Regions from separate parts of the Mus musculus genome. Here all the other regions are linked to region 1. A link is a loop called in an ENCODE intact Hi-C map of the cell type or tissue named here. Cell type or tissue: heart. All regions are shown on one strand.

What was found. Hi-C counts contacts between places; a loop is a spot of excess contacts. Peaks named below come from ENCODE experiments on the same cell type or tissue, not always from the same donor. Only the 100,000 strongest peaks of a DNase experiment are listed, where the experiment ranks them.
Region 2: a loop joins it to region 1, with 1.9 times the contacts of the local background. A loop is called at or near these places in 2 of 42 quality-filtered maps.
Region 3: it touches region 1 in a loop (2.2-fold over the local background); 2 of 42 quality-filtered maps call a loop at or near these places.

Annotation. Positions count from the first base shown.
Region 1 is chr11:60,195,830-60,203,829 of GRCm38, reverse strand. Rai1 (retinoic acid induced 1) reads right to left here. Exons shown (of 6, transcript NM_009021.2): 5 at 5,992-6,041; 6 at 4,635-5,799. The coding sequence ends at 5,785. Srebf1 (sterol regulatory element binding transcription factor 1) reads left to right here. Exons shown (of 19, transcript NM_011480.4): 9 at 1-31; 10 at 223-484; 11 at 565-731; 12 at 900-1,068; 13 at 1,569-1,671; 14 at 1,925-2,034; 15 at 2,118-2,250; 16 at 2,419-2,584; 17 at 2,995-3,195; 18 at 3,293-3,404; 19 at 3,679-4,746. The coding sequence ends at 3,908. Mir6921 (microRNA 6921) reads left to right here and starts at 3,213; the gene lies at 3,213-3,292. It overlaps Mir6922 (microRNA 6922), which reads left to right and starts at 1,503; the gene lies at 1,503-1,568. In heart, no CTCF peak of the experiment used is centred here; DNase peaks (open chromatin) are centred at 3,999, 5,518 and 7,269; H3K27ac peaks cover 2,214 bases.
Region 2 is chr11:60,246,506-60,254,505 of GRCm38, reverse strand. Tom1l2 (target of myb1-like 2 (chicken)) reads left to right here. Exons shown (of 15, transcript NM_153080.3): 8 at 5,442-5,575. Among named protein-coding and RNA genes, the nearest start is that of Gm38501, 8.3 kb to the left of the region's middle. In heart, CTCF peaks have their summits at 391 and 3,080 (motif pointing left); DNase peaks (open chromatin) are centred at 3,048 and 6,214; H3K27ac peaks cover 1,018 bases.
Region 3 is chr11:60,334,812-60,342,811 of GRCm38, reverse strand. All of the region lies in intron 1 of Tom1l2 (target of myb1-like 2 (chicken)), which reads left to right. Among named protein-coding and RNA genes, the nearest start is that of Tom1l2, 14 kb to the left of the region's middle. In heart, a CTCF peak has its summit at 4,321 (motif pointing right); no DNase peak of the experiment used is centred here.

The sequences.
Region 1 (8,000 bases):
TCGCAAACAAGCTGACCTGGATTTGGCCCGGGTAAGGGGCTGACCCTGAGGAGGCGGGGTGGGGCCCCGGGCCTGGAAGGTGCTGGGTGCCTCTGCTCACTTCATTTTCTCCAGTCTGTCTCATCCCCCGCCTTCAGAGCTCCTGACTCTAGGGGCCCAGACAAGGGGGTACCCTGCTGCCATCCCTGCTGCCATTTTTCTTACTGAGAATCTTTTCTCTAGGGAGATTTCCCCCAGGCTGCTCAACAGCTGTGGCTGGCCCTGCAAGCGCTGGGCCGGCCCCTGCCCACCTCAAACCTGGATCTGGCCTGCAGTCTGCTTTGGAACCTCATCCGCCACCTGCTCCAGCGTCTCTGGGTGGGCCGCTGGCTGGCAGGCCAGGCCGGGGGCCTGCTGAGGGACCGTGGGCTGAGGAAGGATGCCCGTGCCAGTGCCCGGGATGCGGCTGTTGTCTACCATAAGCTGCACCAGCTGCATGCCATGGGTATGGCTGGCTGGGAGCTGGGCTCCGAGGGTCCCCACCACACCGTCACCTCCTGTCCTCATGCCTCACCCACTTTGCAGGCAAGTACACAGGAGGACATCTTGCTGCTTCTAACCTGGCACTAAGTGCCCTCAACCTGGCTGAGTGCGCAGGAGATGCTATCTCCATGGCAACACTGGCAGAGATCTATGTGGCAGCGGCCCTGAGGGTCAAAACCAGCCTCCCAAGAGCCCTGCACTTCTTGACAGTGAGTAGGCTGATGGGGACAGGGCTGGGGGCTCCTCTTTACAACTCTCAACCTGTCACTTCCAGGGCAAGGGGCTAAACAGGATGTGGCAGTGGTTAGCAGGTGGGCTGTAGGCCCTCCTGGGATCCAACTGGGAGCCAGTGTGACAGTTCTGTTCCTTCCCTACAGCGTTTCTTCCTGAGCAGCGCCCGCCAGGCCTGCCTAGCACAGAGCGGCTCGGTGCCTCTTGCCATGCAGTGGCTCTGCCACCCTGTAGGTCACCGTTTCTTTGTGGACGGGGACTGGGCCGTGCACGGTGCCCCCCCGGAGAGCCTGTACAGCGTGGCTGGGAACCCAGGTGCTTTCTCGTTCTGTTCTTACCCCTGCCTCATCCCTGTCCCTATGTCACATTGCACTGTCCCCTCTTCTCTGAATGCCCTCACTTACCAGCTTATATTGCCCTGTGGGGTTGGGGCTGTGAGGTGGCTATGAGGTGGCTTTTGCTGGATTTTGCCAAGGTTCTTTAGAAGCAGGAAGCAGTATGGGTCAGCAGACAATGGGGGACATGAGAGGTGACTCTAGGGGACACCATTGTTGTCTTAGGAAGAGTCCTGAGCAGAGTCAGGGCCATGGGTATGTGACTAAATAGGCTCTCCTTTCCAGTGTGTAGCTTGTGCACAGCCTACCCCTTCTTCCCCATCAAGCTTATGAGGGCAGGGACCCATCACTGTCTGTCTGTTAGGGTTTGGAACTAGGAAGTAGCTCTGGGTTGGGGCCCCAGCTTATTAAGGCATTGGTGTGGGAGGGGACTGTAGAGAGGAGGGTGCCTAACCTCTGTTCTGCTCACCCTTCTCACAGTGGATCCGCTGGCCCAGGTGACCCGGCTATTCCGTGAACATCTCCTAGAGCGAGCGTTGAACTGTATTGCTCAGCCCAGCCCAGGGGCAGCTGACGGAGACAGGTGAGTTTGTCTGTGTCACTCCCAGGCAAGACCTACAACAAGGGCATCTGGGAAAGCCTTGTCCAACCTCTTGAGTAGCCAGACTCTGTTCTCAGAGCCTCTCTGGGTCTTGCTTTCCCCTATCAGCCAGACAGGTGGTATTTTTGTAGAATCCTAGGGTCAGACTATGCTTGGTTGGACGGTTGGTGAGAGCCATTTTCACCCAGAACCCGAGACTGCTGCTATGTGTCCTGACAGCTCTCTCCTGCCTCAGGGAGTTCTCAGATGCCCTTGGATATCTGCAGTTGCTAAATAGCTGTTCTGATGCTGCCGGGGCTCCTGCTTGCAGTTTCTCTGTCAGCTCCAGCATGGCTGCCACCACTGGTGAGCTCCAGACCCCCGTCCTGACTCCTGCCAGACCCAGATACAGTGTGGCTGAAAGTCAAGCACCTTTCCCTCTTCTGTAGGCCCAGACCCAGTGGCCAAGTGGTGGGCCTCACTGACAGCTGTGGTGATCCACTGGCTGAGGCGGGATGAAGAGGCAGCTGAGCGCTTGTACCCACTGGTAGAGCATATCCCCCAGGTGCTGCAGGACACTGAGTGAGTCCCCAGCCAGGTCCCTCCCGCCCAGTCAGCCCCGCAGTACTTTGCTTAAATATCTGTACAGGAGGACAGTGCTGTCCTCCCAGGAGTCTAGAACCGTGGCGGGAGATCTCAGGGAGGGCTGTAGTTTGGTCTAACTTCCTATGTCTGCCATGGCCCCAACAGGAGACCCCTGCCCAGGGCAGCTCTGTACTCCTTCAAGGCTGCCCGGGCTCTGCTGGACCACAGAAAGGTGGAATCTAGCCCAGCCAGCCTGGCCATCTGTGAGAAGGCCAGTGGGTACCTGCGGGACAGCTTAGCCTCTACACCAACTGGCAGTTCCATTGACAAGGTGAGGGGTAGGGTGGGTTCCTGTCTAGGCCAGGGTCACAGCTGTCCATTTCCAGGTTCTTGGTGTTAGTACAGAATAATGCTAAATGGATTTACCTCAGTTTTAACGACGGCTTAAGTCTTGGGGAGAGGGGGCTTTACTGTTTCGCCACCACCAGGAAGGAGGGTGTGGGGAGCAGACTGGCAGGGTTCCTGTTGGGAGCCATTGTTGGGAAGACTGCGGGCTTGTAGCAGGAGGCGGTGCATGTGTTGAGGCAGATGCAGTGCTTCAGTGATGCAACCTGGAGTCAGGCCCCAGTGCTGTGGACTTCCTGCCCTTACTGACGCTGCCTTGAGACAGGGTGGCCCTCAGCTAGGGAAAGCTTGATGTCCATAGGGAAACTCCTCCCTCTGCCCTGCCTGCTATCCCAGGCCATGCAGCTGCTCCTGTGTGATCTACTTCTTGTGGCCCGTACCAGTCTGTGGCAGCGGCAGCAGTCACCAGCTTCAGTCCAGGTAGCTCACGGTACCAGCAATGGACCCCAGGCCTCTGCTCTGGAGCTGCGTGGTTTCCAACATGACCTGAGCAGCCTGCGGCGGTTGGCACAGAGCTTCCGGCCTGCTATGAGGAGGGTGAGTCCCACTGTTCTCACACTGAGGGGCATGAGGTAGGAAGCCGGGAGTGGGGGGACAGTAAATCTGAAACGGGTGACTACTCCTTGCCTCTCAGGTATTCCTACATGAGGCCACAGCTCGGCTGATGGCAGGAGCAAGTCCTGCCCGGACACACCAGCTCCTGGATCGCAGTCTGAGGAGGAGGGCAGGTTCCAGTGGCAAAGGAGGTGAGGAGGTGGCTGTGCTTACAGGGCTGGTGAGGGTCAGGGGCCGTCTTGGTCTAGTGAGACATACTGAGAGCTGACTTACAGAAATCAGCGGGGATGACAGTTTTTGAGGCAGTCATAGGAAAGAAGCTGAGCCCCCCTGTGTGCCCAGCCCAAGTGGAGAAAGCAGCCAGACTGGGAGTTCCACGTGGAAGAGCTCAGCTACTTTGTCCTGCACATGGGGTGTGGGCTCGGCCAGACCTAAGCCTCCCTCCCTTTGATGTGATCTGTGCAGGCACTACAGCTGAGCTGGAGCCACGGCCCACATGGCGGGAGCACACCGAGGCCCTGCTGTTGGCATCCTGCTATCTGCCCCCTGCCTTCCTGTCGGCTCCTGGGCAGCGAATGAGCATGCTGGCCGAGGCGGCACGCACCGTAGAGAAGCTTGGCGATCACCGGCTACTGCTGGACTGCCAGCAGATGCTCCTGCGCCTGGGCGGCGGAACCACCGTCACTTCCAGCTAGACCCCAAAGCTTTCCCTTGAGGACCTTTGTCATTGGCTGTGGTCTTCCAGAGGGTGAGCCTGACAAGCAATCAGGACCATGCCGACCTCTAGTGGCAGATCTGGAAATTGCAGAGGCTGCACTGGCCCGATGGCACCCTCTTGCTCTGTAGGCACCTTAGTGGCTTTTCCCTAGCTGAGGCTCACCCTGGGAGACCTGTACATAGTGTAGATCCGGCTGGGCCTGGCTCCAGGGCAGGCCCATGTACTACTTTGACTTTTGCAAACTTTATTTTCATAGGTTGAGAAATTTTGTACAGAATATTAAAAAATGAAATTATTTATAACTTCAGTTTTGTTTATCTGGGTAGGCAGATGTCTGCCTCAGCTGATTGCTATCTTTCCTGGCTTGTCCTTTGGGAAGCCGGACTTCCCATCTGTTGTAAGGTGTATTTGCTGGCTTGGTGATGCTATGTTGAGCCACCTTGGCCCTCTGATCTCATGGCTCATAACCCTTGAGGGGCCTTGATGGTCTCAGTTGTTCCTTTGCCTTCCAGCCCTCCACCAGGTAATAACCCCGTATATCCAGAAACACACACAGTTCCCTAGTCATCTCTGTGCACCAGCATAGGCGAAGGATCAGGGCCCATTAGTGAGTAGACTGGGAACCCTGTTTGTGTCCCCCGGCCCCTTCCCTCTACTCCCAACCCCTTAGGGAATCTGGTCGGCATCCACAGGCCGCACACTTCCAAAACAATCGTGGTATCTTTATTGACTTTTTTTTTTCTGAATGCAATGACTGTTTTTTTTTTTTTTAACTCTTAAGGAAAATAAACATCTTTTAGAAACAGCTCGATACACACAATCTTCAGTGTGAAGCAATATACTAATAAGAACACTAGTTGTCTTAACATTTACAGTCTTCATATATATTATATATATGTATATGTATACATATATATACACTATATAACGAGGCCAGATATAATACACACGTTTACCATTTTACAGTCATATGTACAGAACGTTGCAGGGAGAAGGGGCTGCATCAGGCCTATTAAAGCGTGGACAGAGCTGAGGACACAAACGGACAGGTGGGGGCTGGCCGTGGTGGTGGTGATGGTGGTAGTTGCTCGGGGAAGGGGCATCACTTTGGCCCCGACCCCAGCCAAGGCCAGGTTAGGGCTCTGTGCTGTGGAGCACACGACGCACAGCAGCGACACACAGAAGCGAGCATGTTCCCAACATATATACATTCTATGTAACATATATATAGAGGGGTACACAGGTTTGTACACGAATCTAGCACTGTCTCCGCCTATGAGCCGAGTGAGCTGAGTGGCAGTCCCTGAATCCCATGTTGGTGTTTTGTCTGGGACAGCTGCACATCTGCTAGAGGGTAGCCAGGCCCAGTCTCCTCAGGCTTCCAGACGGGGCTCCAACAGTGGGGTGGAAGACTGGAAAGGGGACAAACAGAAGCCATAGGGCGCCACCCCAGGCCAGCCCGCATCAAGGATAGACTGGCCTGAGCCCAGGCTGCCACGATCTTGGGCAGATCCATGCCAAGTGCTGAGCCATGTCCCCCGCCGCTGGGCCTCTAAGAAAGGCTTGGGTCTGCCCCACGTCGTCCACTGAGCCAGCAGCCTAGCCTCTTCCCAGGGGCACAGCTTGCATGCCACGTCTTTTTCAGAACTTGCAGGGGACTTGCCCCCCGCCTGAGACATTGTGCCCTGGGTCTGGCCACTCCCTGGCCTGCCTTCGCCAAGCCTGGCCCCGGTTTTCTTCGCAACCTAGGCCTCACGCCAGCGCCCAAGGCAGCCGGAACCTAGACCCTGGATGGGATCAAGGACCGGCTGTGGGCGCAGCTCTTCTTCCTCGGAGTTTCGGCCACACGGGGATTACAACGGCAGCCTCTGTGGGAGGGACAGCCCGTTACTGTTATCACCAGCCGCTGCCACCCCTGTCCTTCCACAAGAACTGTGCAATCACCCTAGACTGGCAAAGTAACTTTAGGACCCAGCCTGCACCCCTCCCTACTCTCTGGCAGGGCAGGGAGAAACTGGGTTAGGTAGGGAATGCTTTCTCTGGGGAGCCTGCTCACCTACCTTATGTTTGGGGCACTTCAAAGTAAAATTCTCCTCAATGAACGTGCAACCTGTGAGCAAAGAAAAGTTTCTGTGGTGATGCAGAGCCGGCTGGCTGCCAGTGTTAGTTCTGATGCCCTGGTCTTGCTCAGAACCCTCATTAGTCCAAATCCCCCCAGAGGTGCAGCCCCTCTGCCTCTACCCTGCTATGTCCCTTCCTGGCCTCCACTCCTAGACACCCCCCCTGCCCCACCCCCACCCTGGCCACCACTACCTGGCCATCTCCCTCCTACCCAGGTCTCCCCAAAGGAGAAGGAACACTCATTCTCAGACATGCCCACTCCTGACCCAACCTCCTGCACAGTGGCCAGGAGAGGTCCATGCTCAGAAAGCACCCCATGATTGCTTGGGTGACTGACAACTGCAGAGTGGAGTCTCAGGTCTTGACTGAAATGTCAGCTACAGAATCTCAGCCTCTATATTGTAGATCAATCACAATGTCACCTACTGTGTGCTCTCATGATCCTTCTTCACGTTCAGAGGAAATGTTCCACACGGAAGGGCTTATTCTTAAGAGACAGCAGTAGGAGGTTACAAGGTCCAGGTCTAGATGAATCCCCCAGATGTCCACAAAGGATGGCTAAGCAAGCCAGTTGTTATTCCTACCCAGGGCAGTGTGCTGCTATCATGAGTCCTTGCCAGCTGCCATAAGAAAACCTAGCCATTGTCCTCTGGTGTCCGCTCTACCTACAGGCCTCCTGGGTCCATCATTGCTCCCTTCTCGGCTACTGATCGGGGCTCACCTTCCCAGACATCGCCTCCCATCTCACACTAGGGATGGTGCAGAACTTCCTGTTTCCTTCCCTCTTCTCCACCCAGAGGGGAGGGAGGTGGATGTCACTTGAGAAAGCTGCAGGAGAGGTTGTCTTCTAGGGCCAACTGCTGGGGGTGGGTGCACGCAGGCACACACGTTTGGGACTGCACCTACACTGGACCAAGGTTTAGCTATAACCTACGGGTGCTTGCTAACAGTGGGGCCTTGCTACTTCCCAGTCAGCTCAGCTGAGAGCAGGAACTGGGGTGGGGGTAGCTTTGGGACTGAATACAGATGTTTAAACTGGATCCTGTGCTATAGCTGCTATGCTCTTGTGAGAGGCAAAAGGGGGTTTCCAGTCCTTTCTAGCAACCTAGGAGTCTGAGGACACCTAGGAGTGGCTGGCCCATGTGGTATATTATTCCTGTACTCCTAGCCACGTGGCCAGGCACTCTGACCTTGTCATTTGCCATGACTGCTGTTTCCCAGGGCTCCACCTCCCTGATAGCTATTCAGAGTCCCCCATCAAGCCCCAATGCTGAGGTCAGGAGCCCAATGGCAGAGACTGCCTCCTACCGTGCCCTACCCTCGGCTACCTGGCTCTGTAGTCCCCACCCACCCTCCAAACCGGAGCTTTATGTGACCCACCTTTGGCCAACAAAAAACAAGCTACAAGCCTTGTTCCTTGTTAGGGCCCCGCTACTATCAGGGGATGTGCTAGGCCAACCACCTGAAGCAGACAGCACTGGCCCAGAAGGTACTAAGAAGCCACCAAACTGGGTATGGAAGGGTCAGGAGCTTAACCCAGCTATAAATGCCCAATCTTCCCATGCTAGCCCTGCCCAGATCAACATTGTAAAGTGAGGAAACCAGGCGCCCCATGCCTGCTCTCCCATTGTAAGGCCTGTGAATTCTGTCCTGCAGTCTCTAGCATGTATGGCTCCACCTTTACCAGACAACCACCCTCCCCTGCTGGGACTGCTGGCTCATCAGCCTGTCAGGCTGGTGTCTCACCGCCCCAGGCCCCTCTCAGCCTCAGATCTATTGAGTCTGAGATTTCTGTTGAGTGTTCAAGGCCTGCTCTGCAGTCCTGAACTAACCAGGCATGGCTTAAGGCATCTGATGTTTGGGGCCTGGCTCCAATGTTGCCCATCTGGAATCTTCCCCACGTTCCTCCAGCTCAGAGAGAATGGCTTTCTTTATAAGCACACTATCT
Region 2 (8,000 bases), 51 kb before region 1:
GGTGGAAAGAAAGACCTGCACAAGTTGCTGGCCTCTGGCCCAGGAGAGAATCAGTCACTGCTCCTCATGGTTAAGAATAGAGGGGGACTGAGGTATCTCCAACAGCCTTCTGTGATGGCGGTAGATGACACCAGGGAGGCCATGAGGGTGGTCGGCTGGCACAGAGTGGCACAAATCCCAAGGTTATGCTCCATCTCTTTTTCCTTTTCTTTTTAAACATGATTTTTTTAAACTTTTAATGATGTGCCTGTGTGAGGGTATGTGCATGTAAGTACAGACGAAGACCAGAAGGGGACACCATATCTCCTGGAGTTGGGAGTTATGTGGTTTTGAGCCACCCTTTGTGTGCTAAGAACTGAACTCGGGTTCCCTGCAACAGCAGTGCACATTTTAACCACTGAGCCATCTCTAAAGATGTATTATTTTACGTTATGCATATAAATGTTTTGTCTGTATGTCTGTTTCTCTTGTGTGCCTGGTACCAGCAGAGGTCAGGAGAGGGTGTCATGTCCCCTGGACCTGGAGTTACAGGCAATTGGGAGCCATAAGTAAATGCATGTTGTTCTTTAGAATTAGAATGCACCACTGAATCATGACACATGAATTTTAGATTGCTAATATATCCTTTGTAATGATTTCATTTTACATATATGGGATTTCATCTCTTTTTTACCCTTTTTTGAGACACTGGTTTAAAAGTTGAAGTCAGGAAATGTGCAGAGACCATGAGTCAGAAGGCTGGAATGTGTGAGCCTGTCCCTGGGCAGAGTGCTTGTGACAGCCCTGGAGGAGTCTTCCACAGTGTGGCCTGTGAGACTCTGGAGAGAGGTTTCCCTTCCTATAACCCTGGCAGGAGGAGTGGTGAGAGAGGCAGCAAATGCGGTCAAAGCAGGTGCTTCTTGTGTTAGTGTCTGAGCGCACTTGTCTGTTCTTTCCTTCAGCAGGCCTCTAGCATTTTCCTAATGGGCTTGAAAGTAATGGAAGTCTTCCTCCAACTCTGCAGAGGTCTGGGATCAGACCTATGAGTATGGAGAATATCTCTAGCCATTCCTGCGTGCGCTGCTGCTGCTGCTGCTTAGTCCTCAGCATCCTTTCTGGGTGGGGCTCTGTGGTGGAAGCCATCACAGCCTTGCTCTCTTCCTTTGTAGGTGGGACCCTGATGCTTTAAGAGCTGCAGCCATGAGTTTTGGTTAGTTGCTTGGTTTTGATTTTGCCGAGAGACAGCATTGCATTATGCTGTCTTGTATGGCCTCTCACTTGCAACCCACCTGCCTCAGCCTCCTGAGATCATAAGCATATACCACAATGCCTAACACTGCAGTGTCTAAGACACTCTGCAGTGTGCCGCATGGCTCTTCTGTGAATCTAGGATCTGAATCTAACAGCTACTCTTTGGAGCAGAGCAAGCTAGTCGTTACTTGAAGGCTCTGCTATAAGAGCTGTACTGACAGTGAGAGGCAGCAGATGCAGTCCAGGTCTGGAATGCTGTGTGAGCTCTGTGAAGGGAGGGTCTGCCAGGATCTCTAGAAAACATTCTGAGTGGGCAGGGAGGTGAATATGTGGGAGTTACATGGCAAAGCTGACACTGTAAAATTTAAGTGGTTGTACTTTTGTTATATATATATCCACATACATTTGTATATATGTATTTTTAAAATATATCTATTTTAGGTGTATGAGTGCTTTGTGTGTATTTATGTGTACCATATGAATAACTAAGGATCTTGAGAATTAAAGCTGGGCTCTACAAGAACAGCTAGTGCTCTTAACTGCTGATTCACCTCTCCAGCACCTGCATGGTGTGTTTGTTTGTTTGTTTGTTTGTTTGTTTTGAGATAAGGTCTCTATATATCTCTAGCTGTCCTGGAACTTGCTATATAGAGCTTGCTGCCTGGCCTCAAACTCGGAGAGATCTGCCTGCCTCCCTCCCGAGTGCTGGAAAGGTATGTGCCATGCCTAGCACTTTGCTATATTTTTGAAAATTTATATGATAACATACTGGGGTAGGGACACATCCTGGGGTCTGGAAGGATACGTTAGGAGTTTAATGAAAGGAAAGGACATTGTTGGCAGAGGGCCAGCCCCTTGCCATCCCTGAGCAGTGTGGTAAGTTCGTGAGGCCACCTCTCATCCATGTCTAAGACATGTTTGGAGATGACCGGTGGGCTCTAGAAGGTGATGCTCTAGAACTGTTTGCAGCAACATGCCATGTGCCCTCTGACTTGCAGGTCTTCCACCTTGCCATTGGCCTGTAGTTGGAATGAGAACTGACTGACTTTTTCCTTCTCTTTCTCCAACCAAGCCCCCAAGGATTGCTGCCTAGCCATAAGTATTAGAAAGGGTCCTGCTTTCCTGCCCTGGGCCTTTGTGGTGGACTTTGCCTTTGTTGGAGAGCCTCTTCCAGGGACCATACTTCCTTCTCCAAATCTAGGGTAGGAATTTTTGGAGAGCCAAGAGGAGGGGTCTGTTCTGTTCAGAGAAGCAGGCCCAGACACTGGCGTTCCTTGTGTGGTGCTGTTCTGGCAGGGCAGACAGGATGACAGGCCCTGCAAGGGTCAGATCCAGGGCGGAAGGAGGCTCAAAGGATCTTTTGTTCAGGTAAATACCAGACTCTCAGCTACCTAAGTGCAAGTCTCTCCTGGCCTGTGTTTGAGTGCTTCCAGGGTGATCCATTTAGGCCAGACCTTGATCCTTAGTAGGCGTTATGGAACTCTGAGGCTGAGCACTATGGGAAGAGAGAGCAGTCAGGCCTAGGACACACATGTCATAGCATTGAGAGCTGAAGCACTGAGTGGGTAGAGGGCCACCTGCCTTGTGTACTCATTCTCTAGGGAGCATTGGAAAATGCTGCTACATGTTGTCCTTGGTGGTGAGAAGATGGGAAGAGAGGTCTCCTAGCCAGGACAGTAGGATGATGAGACAAAAAGAGGCAAAGATTGCCTGTGCTTGCTGTGACTAGATCTGGTAGTCTATAAGACCTATCTGCAGACTGAGGCGGTGCTGAGGTGGAGCTATGAGAAGTTTGGCCAGCTTTAGTGTCTGTTCCCATATCTAACTGGATTATTAGCTCCCCCCAGTGTCCAGGAACAGTATTTCACTTCTGCCTCGACCCTGATGGCCTACAGGAAGGCTGAGGGGCCAGCCTGACCAGCCTGCCATGTTTCCTCTGTAGTATCCTTAGTTTGACATACAACAGGGCAGGTCCCTAGCGAGTGCTTAAGGCTCTCTGCAAACAAGATCCTAGCTAGGAGCTTGCTCTGGGGCAAGAGGGCTCCTATAAACCAGCGTGTGAGGTACAGGGTCTGTCTTAAGGGGATGCTGCTCTGAAGAGTTGAGAGAGCTCCTGTGGTGGCTGAGGGTTGCAGGTGCAGCTTTGGCCAACAGAGAACTCTGTGAGAACTGTGGTGCTTCTGAGATCCTAGCAACTTAACAGATGTGCCACTGTAAATTACATGACGCTGTCATAAGATCCAGTCCTGCCATTGCTGGCAATGCAAGCAAACTGCCCCATTCGTGGAGGGCCTTTTATTCTGACCACCAATCTGTGTTCTAAATGTAATACTTTCACTAGAGAGATTCTATTTCTAAGGAGCTCATGCTATGCAAGTACTTGCCCAACTATGTAAGAATTGGCATAAGTATGAATTACATTGTTTGGGTTGGCCAAAGAAAAAGATTACCACAAGCCACGTACCCATCAGTAGCAGGTAGCAAGCTCTGTACAGTGTGAGATGCATGTGAAGAAGTGAGGCAGGCTGTACAAAGTCGTAGGCAAAGGAGCCTAGGAGATTTTGTTGAAGAGAAGCAAGCACAAAGCATCATGCTTTTCTATCTTAAAAATAATTTGTACTGGGCCTAAGAGATAGCTCAGCAGTTGGGAGCACTGACTACTCTTGCAGAGGACTCGGGTTTGATTGCCAGCACCCACATTGTGCAGTCCACAGCTGCCTGTGACTCTAATTCCCGGGGACCTGACACAGTCTTCCAGCTTCCACCAGCACCTGCGTGCAGGTGGTGCACAAGCATCCTCTCAGGCACACACACATAAAGAGAACGCTTTTAAAAGGATTTGTAGTTAGCTGTTGAAGTCATCCAACCCCTGTGCAGTGACAGTTCTGGAATTTTGTTTTCTTTAAAAACACAGAGGTGATGGAGAGATGGCTCAGAGGTTAAGAGCACTGACTGCTCTTCCAAAGGCCCTGAGTTCAGTTCCCAGCAACCACATGGTGGCTCACAACCATCCGTGGTGATATCTGATGCCCTCTTCTGGAGTGTCTAAAGAAAGCAATAGTGTATTTACATATAATGAATAAATAAAACTTAAAAAAAAAACACAGAAACATTATAAGAGAGTATTTTTGTTTTAATCCCAGGTGTGGGATATGAGGCTGCTCCACACTGACCACAGCAGCTGACTATGATTTGTCTTGTGCTCCAGCAGAGGGGTGGTTTTGACAGCTGCAGATGATTCTGTGACTGTGTGATGTTTGGAATTCTGGGAACTTTTCAGAGGCTCTATAATGATAGAGCCCTGAGATGTTGGTTGGTTGTTGGTAGTCGTTCAGGGGGATTGGTTGCAGGGTTTTTTTTGTTTCTTTGTTTTTTTGGTTTTTGGTGGGTTTTTTTTGTTTTTTTGTTTTTTGTTTTTTAGACAGGGTTTCTCTGTGTAGCCCTGGCTGTTCTGGAACTCACTCTGTAGACCAGACTGGCCTCGAACTCAGAAATCCACCTGCCTCTGCCTCCCAAGTGCTGGGATTAAAAGTGTGTGCCACCACTGCCCAGCTGTGTGGTGCAACCTTAACACTAGAGAGTGATGGTTTAACTTTATAACTCAAATCAAACACAGGCGAAAGCTTAACTGACAAAGACAAAGCAAAATGGTTGTTATGGTATTATTTCAGCCATCCAAAGCTTTTTTCTGTATGTGATGGTTTAATTAATTGTTTTGTTTTTAGTGGAATTATAGGAATATATCTGCTTAAATAGCCTTACTAAATTGTATCTTTATAGGTATCCCATATTGATTTCCAAATTTATTTGCATTAAATATTCTTTTTAAAAATGACTTGTACTAACATACTTGTGTATGCTCAGAGGTGTGTGTGTGTATGTGTGTGTGTGCACGTGTGAGTGTGCATCTCTGTGTGTGTGTCTGGGTATCTGTGTGAATGCGTGCATGTGTGTGTCCGTCATTGTGTGTGTGTGTGTGTGTGTGTGTGTGTGTGTGGTTGCACATGCTCGCAAGCCTACAGAACTACTTGCTTCCTCTGAGGCAGGAGAGGAGGAAGCTGTTAACTTCACATTCTGCACACGCCTGATTTTATGAACAAGCATGTACTCCTTCTGTGACTTTCAAGAAACAGTGCAAATCCTTTCAAAGGCAGTGGAATGTGAGAAAAGCATTCCCAGCAGGCCCTGCCAGAAGTGCATATGTTCCCTAGGAATTGAACAGGACCTGCCGAGCCATGCAGCACCGCATAGTGGAGCTCATCTCCCGAGTGTCCAATGAGGAGGTCACCGAGGAGCTGCTGCACGTCAACGATGACCTCAACAATGTCTTCCTCCGCTATGAGAGGTGGGGCAAAGTCCTCGGGGTCTTCTCCTTGAGAAGATGATTGGTGTATCAGAGGAAGTTCATTCATAAACAAAGCAGGGAGAGGAGCCTGGGAGCCTGGGAGGTGTTAGAGGTGGGGAGTAGTCATCAGAGATGCTCATTTGCTCTTGGATGACAGAAAAAGTGCTTCTTGTTCTCCAGAGAACAGAAGAGCAGGCAGCTGACTGCAGCCTCCACCTCTGCTCCCTGTGAGTCCCAGGGAGGGCTGAGACAGGGTTTGCACCTGCTCCTTTGATGATCCTTTGAATTTGAAAAGGACTGGGGGAGGGGAACCTTTACTAAAGAACAGGATTTCCTCTATTTCTAGTCTTGAAAAAAGATCATTCCCTTTGTAAATGTCAGTACTTCTGGGGTATTGAGTGAAGTAGGCTGGATGTGAGCACTGTTTCTCTGGGGAAACACACTTTTCTTCACTTCTTCCTGCAGCCAAACCACTTAAAGTGATAAACTTGAACCCTCTTTTTTCTTCCCGAAGCCTCCCACAGGACAAAGTTGGTTTTTTTTTTTTGGTTTCTTCTGGACCTAGCTTTACGTGGGTAGTGTGGAAAACTGCTCCCATCTGTACCGATTTAGGCACTTCCCAATTGGCCCAGGGTTGTGGCTTGCTTTGACTCTAGGCCAGCCTTCTCCATTAAAGGAGCCTGACAGCAGTGTGAGCCCCTTGGAGGCTGTAGCCACTCACTCTGCTGACTGGCAGGTTTCTGTATAAGTTTGTCAGAGGACAGTGCTATGACATAAGTAAGAACAGAACACAGGCACTGTTTGCTTTGGAGGCTCTCTAACCCAGTAGTTCCATGTAACCCTTCACTGGAGATGTACAGCAGGAAATAATGTGTGATGTGTGACTGCTGCCCATAAGCCCATTGGGCTGCATTACAAAGATGTCAGAAGCACCTCTGCAACACACACACACACACACACACACACACACACACACACACACGTGTCTCAGACTGGCCTTGAACTCTTGACCTTCCTGCCCCAGTCTCTCCCCAAATGCTCAGATTACAGTTACCCACCACCATGCCCATGTAGTCTTTCTAGTTCTCTTTTTGTTTTGTTTTTGTTTTATTTATTTTTTTCAATACCTCCTTTGACTCCGCCCAGTCCCCACCCCCTCTCCCTCAGATCCATTCCTTCCTCCTCTGTCCCTTCAGAAAAGAGCAGGTCTCCCAGGGATATCAACTGAGTTCAGCATATAAGGTGGGATAAGACTCGACACAAACCCTCATACCAAGGTGAGGAGGAGGAGAGGTGTCCCAAGAGCAGGCCAAAGAGTCAGAGACACCACCCCCTACTCCTACTGTTAGGAGTCCAGCTAAAACACCAAGTTAACACCATAACATACAGACAGAGGACCTAGCACAGACCCACACAGAGGACCTAGCACAGACCCACACAGAGGACCTAGCACAGACCCACGCAGAGGACCTAGCACAGACACATGCAGAGGACCTAGCACAGACACACGCAGAGGACCTAGCACAGACCCATGCAGAGAACCTAGCACAGATTCACATAGAGGACCTAGCACAGGCCCATGCAGAGGACCTAGCACAGACCCACGCAGAGGACCTAGCACAGACACATGCAGAGGACCTAGCACAGACCCACGCAGAGGACCTAGCACAGACCCATGCAGAGGACCTAGCACAGACCCACGCAGAGGACCTAGCACAGACCCACGCAGAGGACCTAGCACAGACCCACGCAGAGGACCTAGCACAGACCCACGCAGAGGACCTAGCACAGACCCATGCAGAGGACCTAGCACAGACTCACATAGAGGACCTGTGGGACTTGTTCTGGTGTCCTTCACTCCTCTGGCTCCTGCAAATCTTGTGGGAGGTTTTGTTGATGTTGTTGTTGTGTTTGTTTATTTGTTTGTTTGTTTTTAAAACAGGATCTCTCTATGTAGTCCTGGCTGTCCTGGCACAAACTTTGTAGAACAGGCGGGCCTTGAACTCATAAAGATCTCCTGCCTGTACCTCCTAAGTGCTAGGATTAAAGGCATGTGTCACTATCCCTGACCTATAAAAACAAACAAACAAATAAATAAACAAACAAATAAATGAAGGGTGCAGTCTCGGAGCTGCCATGGTTCACTTAGGTCTGCCCACCTTGAGTCAAGCCTGTCTTCTTTTCCGTTTTTTTTTTCTTTCTTTCTTTCAGATGCTGGCCAGAGCCTAAGCATGCTTTCTCTGGTACACTGGTGTTTTCCACTCTTACCTAAAGCACCCCTCTTTGCCACACAACTCTGCTCTTTTGAGCCCCACCTGTGCATCTACAATAAACCCTCTAAAATTCAAACCAAACAAGCCCCTCTGTGTACACCTAGTCAGACTGTTCCTTCTGGTCCTTTGTCCCAGATGCTGATCACACCTAC
Region 3 (8,000 bases), 140 kb before region 1:
TCGTATGAAGAACCATCCAGGATCTGTCCTTTCATGTCTGTTTCACATAGCACAATTTCTTAAAAGTTCATGTATTAGAGCATGTCAGTTTGTCTTTCCTTTTAAAGGCTTTGTCACATTCCATTGTGTGCACCCACTGATGGACATTTAAGTTCCTTCTGCTTCTTGCTGCTGTTAGTAATGCTACTATGAACATACGTGTGCAAATATCTGTTTGTCTTTGTTTTACATGTGTTTAGATATATACCCAGAAGTGAAATTGGTAGGTAATATGGTAATTCATTTTTAAGTTTTGGTGGCCCTGGGGGCATTGGCCTAGGGACTTCACATGTGCCAGGTGAGTGCTTTACTACTGAGCTCTACCTCAGCCCCACTTGTAGATTTTTGAGGATCCACCTTGCTGGTCTCCCAGGTACAGCACTTTACCTCCCCTCAGTAGCATGCAAACTTCATCCCCCATCTTTATTAACAATTGTTCTCAGATCTGCTGCTTTCCTTTGTAATGTCCATGCACTGGGCGAGGTATGCTCTCTCCTAATCTTCCTTCCTTCCTTCCTTCCTTTTATTTTTTTGTTTTTGTTTGTTTGTTTGTTTGTTTCTTACGGTGCTGTGCATTGTTGAAGGTAAGATCTCCTAAGTGCAAGCCCTTAATTGTGGTTTTGATTTGTATTTCCCTAATGATTCATGATGTTGAACATCTTTCCATGTTGTTATTGACTATCTTCTTGGAGAAAGATCTGCTCAAGTTCTTTACCTAGGTTTTGAGATGTTAATTTTGTTCAGTTTTAGGAATTTCCTGTGTAGTCTTGGTATCAGCCCACAGCAGATGTCCACCACTCTCTGTAGGACACTTTTTAATTTGTTGCTCCTGTCCTTCAGTGAGCAGTTTTTAGTCCAGCCTGTCTTTTGCTGCTTTTGCCTTTGGTGCCATGCTTTTATTTCTTCCTTAGTGGAGCCTAAGGATAAAACACTTGGGGTTATGAGGACTAGCTAGCCTGGCTCCTCTCCATATGCTGGGTGGTGAAATACCTTTTTTCCCTTTGTGGGGCTGGACAAGGTCTCATTGTATAGCCCTGGCTAGTCTAGAATTGTGTAGAACAGGCTGGCCTGAAACTCAGAGAGACCTACCCACATCTGTTTTCCAAGTGCTGGGATTACAGGTGTGAGCTACCATGCCCAGCCTGTCAAAAAAAGTTTTCTCTTAGCATGTATTGGCCATACATATCATCAGGCTCCCCTTATAGCATGTGCTGTATTTGAGTGTATCAGCCTCCATTTTCCTCTCATTTTCTTCCTGCTCCTTGCCTTGCTCTCTCCAGTTAGGCCCTCCTCTTACTTTTCTGGGTTTTTTGTTTCTGTGAGCCAGTGAGTTTAATTAGAATTACTTACAAAAGCGCAAGTAACTTACTTGTGTGGGCACCACTAAAACAGTCTCTCCCTCCTCCAGCAACCATTTCCTGCCTATAAATACTCAAAGAGGAATGGACCCTGGTGAACTTCTCCCCATAACAGCTGTTAACTGTTAGTGAGCTCTCAGGGATGGGCAAGGCCTCCTGAGGCCCTCCATCTTCATGGCACAATGGTGCTGGGCCCAATCATTTGCCTGTGATCACAACCTCTGTGAGTTTAAGAGAAGGTGAAGGCAATTGCCATCAAATCTGAGAACCTAAGTTCAATCCCCAGGACTCACTGGATGGAAATACAGAACTAACCACCACAACTGTCCTTTAATCTCCACATACATGCCATGGCAATTGTATGCATGTTCAGGAACAGCACACACACACACACACACACACACACACACACTCATGAAATATAAAATATTTTAAAAGTGCAATAGCATGTCACACCTAGAAGACAATAGTAGACAGTACTTTTTCCTTGGTGTTCTCTGAGACTTGGAAAGGGAGATACAGATATCCCACTGAGGACTGTGTGTGTGTGTGTGTGTGTGTGTGTGTGTGTGTGTGTGTGTAGGGGGGATGTTTGCCCACACTTGTACATGTGGTGGCCAGGAGTCAACATCTGGTGTTTTTCTCTACCACTTTCTACCTTATTTTATTATTACATTTATTTATTTATTGTGTGTGGAAGTGTATGAGTGCATGCACCATTGTGCACATGGGAAAGTTAAAAGATAAATTGTGAAGCCTGGCGGTGGTGGTGCACGCCTTTAATCCCAGCACTTGGGAGGCAGAGGCAGGTGGATTTCTGAGTTTAAGGCCAGCCTGGTCTACAAAGTGAGTTCCAGGACAGCCAGAGCTATACAGAGAAACCCTGTCTCGAAAAACCAAAAAAACAAAAACAAAAACAAAAACAGAAAACAAACAAACAAAAAGATAGACTGTGGGAGTTGGTCCTGTTATTCTGCAGGTGGGTCCTGGGGATTCAACTCAGGTCATCCGGCTTGGTAGCAGCGAATGCCCTCCCCTGCTGAGCCATCTTGCTAGCCCATCTACTTTCTTTTTTTGGAGACAGAATTTCACTGAACTTGGTATTCTCCATTTTGGCTACACTTGCTGGGTGATCCTCCAAAACTTGCCTGTCTCTGTCTCCCAGTGCTGGGCTTATAAATGCACTGCCACACCAGGCTTCACAATTTATTTTTTAATTAGTGGGTTTTCCTGTGGCCTTTGACTCGTATCTAGTCGGCTGACTCTGCTATGCCTTCCGGTTCCGCATCCCCTGCTCTACTTCTGGGTTTAACTTTTCCACCCCTCGTACCCTGTGGTCCCCAGAGAAGTACCTTGGTTTTTTTTGTTAGTTTGTTTGTTTGGTTTTATGATGCTGGAGTTCAAATCCAGGGCCTTGCACATGCTAGGCACTGAACCACTGAGCTATGTCCCTAGCTCTTCTTGGCTAAATATCTTACAAACTTAATTTTCTTTAATTCTCACAAAATTCCAGGTAGGTAATGTCATTCATATACATGATATTGTTTGTTTGTCTTTTTGTTTGGTTTGGTTTGTTTTTTTTTTTTTTTTTGGAGACAGGGTTTCTCTGTATAGCCCAGGCTGTCCTGGAACTCACTCTCTAGACCAGGCTGGCCTCGAACTCAGAAATCCACCTGCCTTTGCCTCCCAAGAGCTGGAATGAAAGGCGTGCACTACCACGCCCGGCTTTGTTTGTCTTATAGAGACATGGACTTGATATGTTACTCAGAGTGACCTTCAACCCCGGGGATCAAGTGATCCTGTCAGCCCAGCCACCTACGCAGCAGAGACTACAGTGCACATCACTGTCCCTGGCATGACTCATATTTTACTGGCTCTACCTCTAAAGTAGGCATGAGCCACCACACCCGGCTGCCAGCGGCTGCTTTAACCATTAGTGCTGTCTTGGTAGTCTGGGAGGCATGTCAAAAATTCTCTTTGGGGTTTTATTTTTTAAATTAAGTGCAATCAAGAACAACTCACTCGCCGGGCGTGGTGGCGCATGCTTTTAATCCCAGCATTCGGGAGGCAGAGGCAGGCGGATTTCTGAGTTCAAGGCCAGCCTGGTCTACAAAGTGAGTTCCAGAACAGCCAGGGCTATAAAGAGAAATCCTGTCTCAAAAAACCAAAAAAAAGAAAAAAAAAAAAAAAAAAAAAAAAAAAAAAGAACAACTCACTCGGGCTGGCAAGATGGCTCAGCAATTAAGAGTGCTGACTGCTCCTCTGAAGGTCCTGAGTTCAAATCCCAGCAACCACATGGTGGCTCACAACCACCTGAAATAAGACCTGATGCCCTCTTCTGGTGTGTCAGAAGGCAGCAACAGTGTATACTTATTTATAATAATAAATAAATCTTTAAAAAAAAAACTCACTCTATCTGAAACTAGTCTGGAACTCACTGTAGCCCAGGCTGGCCTTCAACCAATGCAATAACCTCTTTGCCTAAAACTCCTGATGCTGAGATTATAAATGTGAGCCACCACATCTAGCTTCAGAGACGGATTTCATCTCAGAAAATTGGGCTGAGATGCATAGAACTGAAGGACCATCCTCAAGGCTCATGGTTTATAAGTGCCAGAGTGGGGACTTCTCCCGCTTGACTGTAGGCACTTTTTTTGTGCTACTTTATTGGGCTCTTGTATCTGCCACCTTTCTATCTGTGTTCCACCCTAATCCCTTCTAATCTCCTAGTACTAGGCTGGAGAGAAAAAAGGTTAGCGGGGAAAAGGGGCATAGACCTCTTTAGACTACTTCCTGCTGACCTGGGGTGTTGAGTTCTCTGGGGCAAATCCAACATCTTTGTTGTATCTCCAACCAGCAACCCAGCAACCCAGCAATCCAGAACCCAGCAATCCAGCAATGACAAGTGCAATAGCAGGAACTGGCAGCAGGGGGAGCAGCTGCTGCCCCTGGCCCTCTGGGCTCTCCTATTTATACTCTCTTCAAGAGTCCTAGAGGTAAACTTTCTGCACCTGGCAAAAATCACACACACACACACACACGCACACGCACACGCACACATACACACACAGCACAGGATAATCATAGTTATCCACTGTGGACAATCTGAAGCAGCCCCATATTCCACACCTGAGATTAAAACAAAAACATATTCACATAGCATAAGTGGGTTTTTAAAGAAACCGAACTTTTCACTACACTTGGCTCCTAAACAGAATGGCTTAGTGATTATTTGTATGACTGAGCGAATGGATGTCTGAATTACTTCAGTGGCTGGAATCTAGGAATAGTTGTCTTAACCCAGATTAGTCCTCACATCAGTACTGGTTCACCCAGTTCTTCCTGGTAGGATTGTGAGAGCAAGAGTCCTCCGCCCACGTGTGTTCTGAGGATTGACTCGAGAGTGTGCTTCCTTCAGCAGCCCTGAGACTTTCCAGCAGGACAAGCCACGGACTCCACTCTCTGATTTTGTTGAAGAACTATGGTTGTGGGTGGATGGAGAGGAGATGCCAGCTGCTGGTTATTGTTGTTTTCTGGTTTCTCAGGGGTTCTCTGTGTAGCCCAGGCTGTCCTGGAACTCACTTTGTAGACCAGACTGGCCTCTACCTCAGAGATTCTCCTGCCTCTGCCTCCCAAGTGCTGGGATTAAAAGGCATGAGCCACCACGCCCGGCTGCCAGTTGCTGCTTTAACCATTAGTGCTGTCTTGGTAGTCTGGGAGGCATGCCAACAATTATCTGTGGGGTTTTATATTTTAAATCAGTGCAATTGAGAACAACTCATTATATCCCAAACTAGTCTGGAACACACTGTAGCCCAGGCTGGCCTTCAACTAATGCAATAATCTCTTTGCCTATAAATGTGAGTCACCACAATCAACTTCAGAGACAGATTTCATCTCAGAAAATTGGGCTGTGAATCTTTGAAAGCTGGTGACGAGAACAGGGACCCGAGTAGGAATACTATTAAGCACCAGCCCCCCCTCCCTTTTCTTTTGCTGCTACTCCTGAGATAAATCATAGAGTTCTGGCAGATGGCTAGTCAAAGAAAGGAAATGTGGCCTGGGACATTGTATTGCTGGGGAATTTGAAAGCTGAATTTGCTAGTGCCTTCCAGAGAGAGAATCAGATTCTTAGGTTAACTTCCGAAATGATTCCTCTTCCACCTCTCCTCCTCCTCCTCTTCTCCCTCTTCCTCCTCTTCTTCCTCTTCTCCACTTCCTACTTCATGTGTATGAGTGTTTTGCTTGCATGTGTGTGTATGCACCACAGGCATACCAGGAGCCTGCTGAGGTCAGAGAAGGGCATCAATCCCCTGGACCTGGAGTTACAGGTGGTTGAGCTACCGTGTGTGTCCTTTGAGAGCAAGTGATCATAACCACTGAACCACCCCTCCAGCCCCAACTTTGGAAATTCCTAGACCAGCAACTCAAACAATCATAGGGTTCCAGATAAAGGAGCCCCGGCTTCCTGTGGTCTCTCTCATTTATATAGGGGAAACAGACCCAGAGAGGGTAGGTCTATGCTGTTTTTACCCTCACAAACACTTCTGACACCAAAATGTGAAAACTACCCCTGATACCAACCGGGAGTCCTATGACTCTGCTCAGTTCTACCACCGCTTGGAGTGGGTGCAGACCCCGTTGGGTAGGGGTTGACTCCTATACAACTATCCTTCTTCGTGCATCAATGAGCCTTGGTCACTGCCCCTGTGCTTCTGAGTAGCCAGTTCTGAGGTGGGAACTCTTATGACACCTTCTTCCTGCTTGATAGCCACAGCAGCTTATAGACCTCAGCTTGCTCTCTGCTCACCCTGATGCAAAGGATTCAGCCCACGAACAGCCAAGTGAAACAGTGCGTGGACAGGAAAAGGAGGATGAGCCCGAGGCCTCTGTGTCCACATCTCCCTGTATGTCTACATGCTCCAGTCTGGGCTCTTACAGCCCATCCGTCAGGGTCTATGGAGGCATCAGCAGGGTAGCCATGGTTGGTTACACATCATTGTCCCTGGCTTGCTCAGCTTCAGAGCCACACCCTTCCATGGGGTGGGGTTGTTATGGACTGAAAGTTCCAACCTTTTGAACCTGCCTTGGTTTTTGTGGCAATTAGCTCTCCTGCTGAAGCTATCTCAGGGTCCCCCACTGCCTGTAATCTCATCCAGGCTGGACATGGTGGCACATGCTTTTAATTCCAGCACTTGGAAGTCGAGGCAGTCAGATTTCTGAGTTCAGGGGCTAGCCTGGTCTACCTAGTGAGTTCCAGACAACTGGGGCTACACAGAAAGACCCTGTCTCAGAAAACAAAACAAAACTCCCTCCCACAAAGAAAATGCAAAGCAAAAGAAGCCACTCCAGTTTGTGCCAGGAATCTGAACAAAGGCAACATGTGCTTCTCCTGCCTTGGTGGGAGCTTTCCCAAGTCCCACACTGAGTCAGTTTCATGACACCCACCCACGGGGCTTTCTATTTACCCACAGTTTCTTGTCAGTCATTTCTTTTGGCTACTTGTTATGGTAGAGAGGCTCAATGAGGCAGTGTCCAGATGCCATTTAGTAGAAGGGCTCTTGACTCACTCACGGAGGTAAATACTTTTATTGTTTGAAAGTTAATCTCCTGATTCAGATTGCTTGGTAGGAAGAACAGTTTGGCTTAACTCCGGGTTTGATGCTTAAATGAAACTGGTCCCTAAAACTACCTTTAGCTTCTGTTTTCTTGGCTTTTTCTGGCATTCATTTCTTCCTTCCTTCCTTCTTTTTCTTTTTTAAAGATTTATTTATTTATTATATGTAAGTACACTGTAGTTGTCTTCAGACACACCAGAAGATGGCATCAGATCCCATTACAGATAGTTGTGAGCCACCATGTGGTTGCTGGGATTTGAACTCAGGACCTTCGGAAGAGCACTTGGTGCCCTTAAGCACTGAGCCATCTCTCCAGTTCTCTCTCTTTCTCTCTCTCTCTTTTTGAGATTTATTTATGTATTTCATGTATGTGTGTACGTTGTCACTATCTTCAGACACACCAGAAGAGAGCATCAGATTCCATTACAGAAGGTTGTGAGCTACCATGTGGTTGCTGGGAATTGAACTCAGACCTCTGGGAGAGCAGTCAGTGCTCTTAACCACTAGGCCATTCCTCCAGCCCCTGGTACTCATTTGAAACAGAGAAATACGTCTCAAATGAGGACCTAGGACATCCGAGATTGGTCAGCACTCTGAAACTGCTTTTCTGTGTGATGTTGAGTAGGTCGTGTCCTACTTGTTTATGTATTTGAATTACAGGTTCTTCAGGTTCATTCCCAGTCCTGCAATGTAAGGATAAATTTTATAAGACAAAAGATGACTTTCAGTGCCAGGCGGTGGTGGCGCACGCCTTTAATCTCAGCACTTGGGAGGCAGAGGCAGGCGGATTTCTGAGTTCGAGGCCAGCCTGGTCTACAAAGTGAGTTCCAGGACAGCCAGGGCTACACAGAGAAACCCTGTCTCGAAAAACTAAAAAAAAACCAAACCAAACCAAACTAAACCAAACCAAACAAACAAACAGCAAAAAAAAGGTGACTTTCAGTTTGTCTCGAAACTTTTACCCCTCCATAGGGGTAGTCTTAAG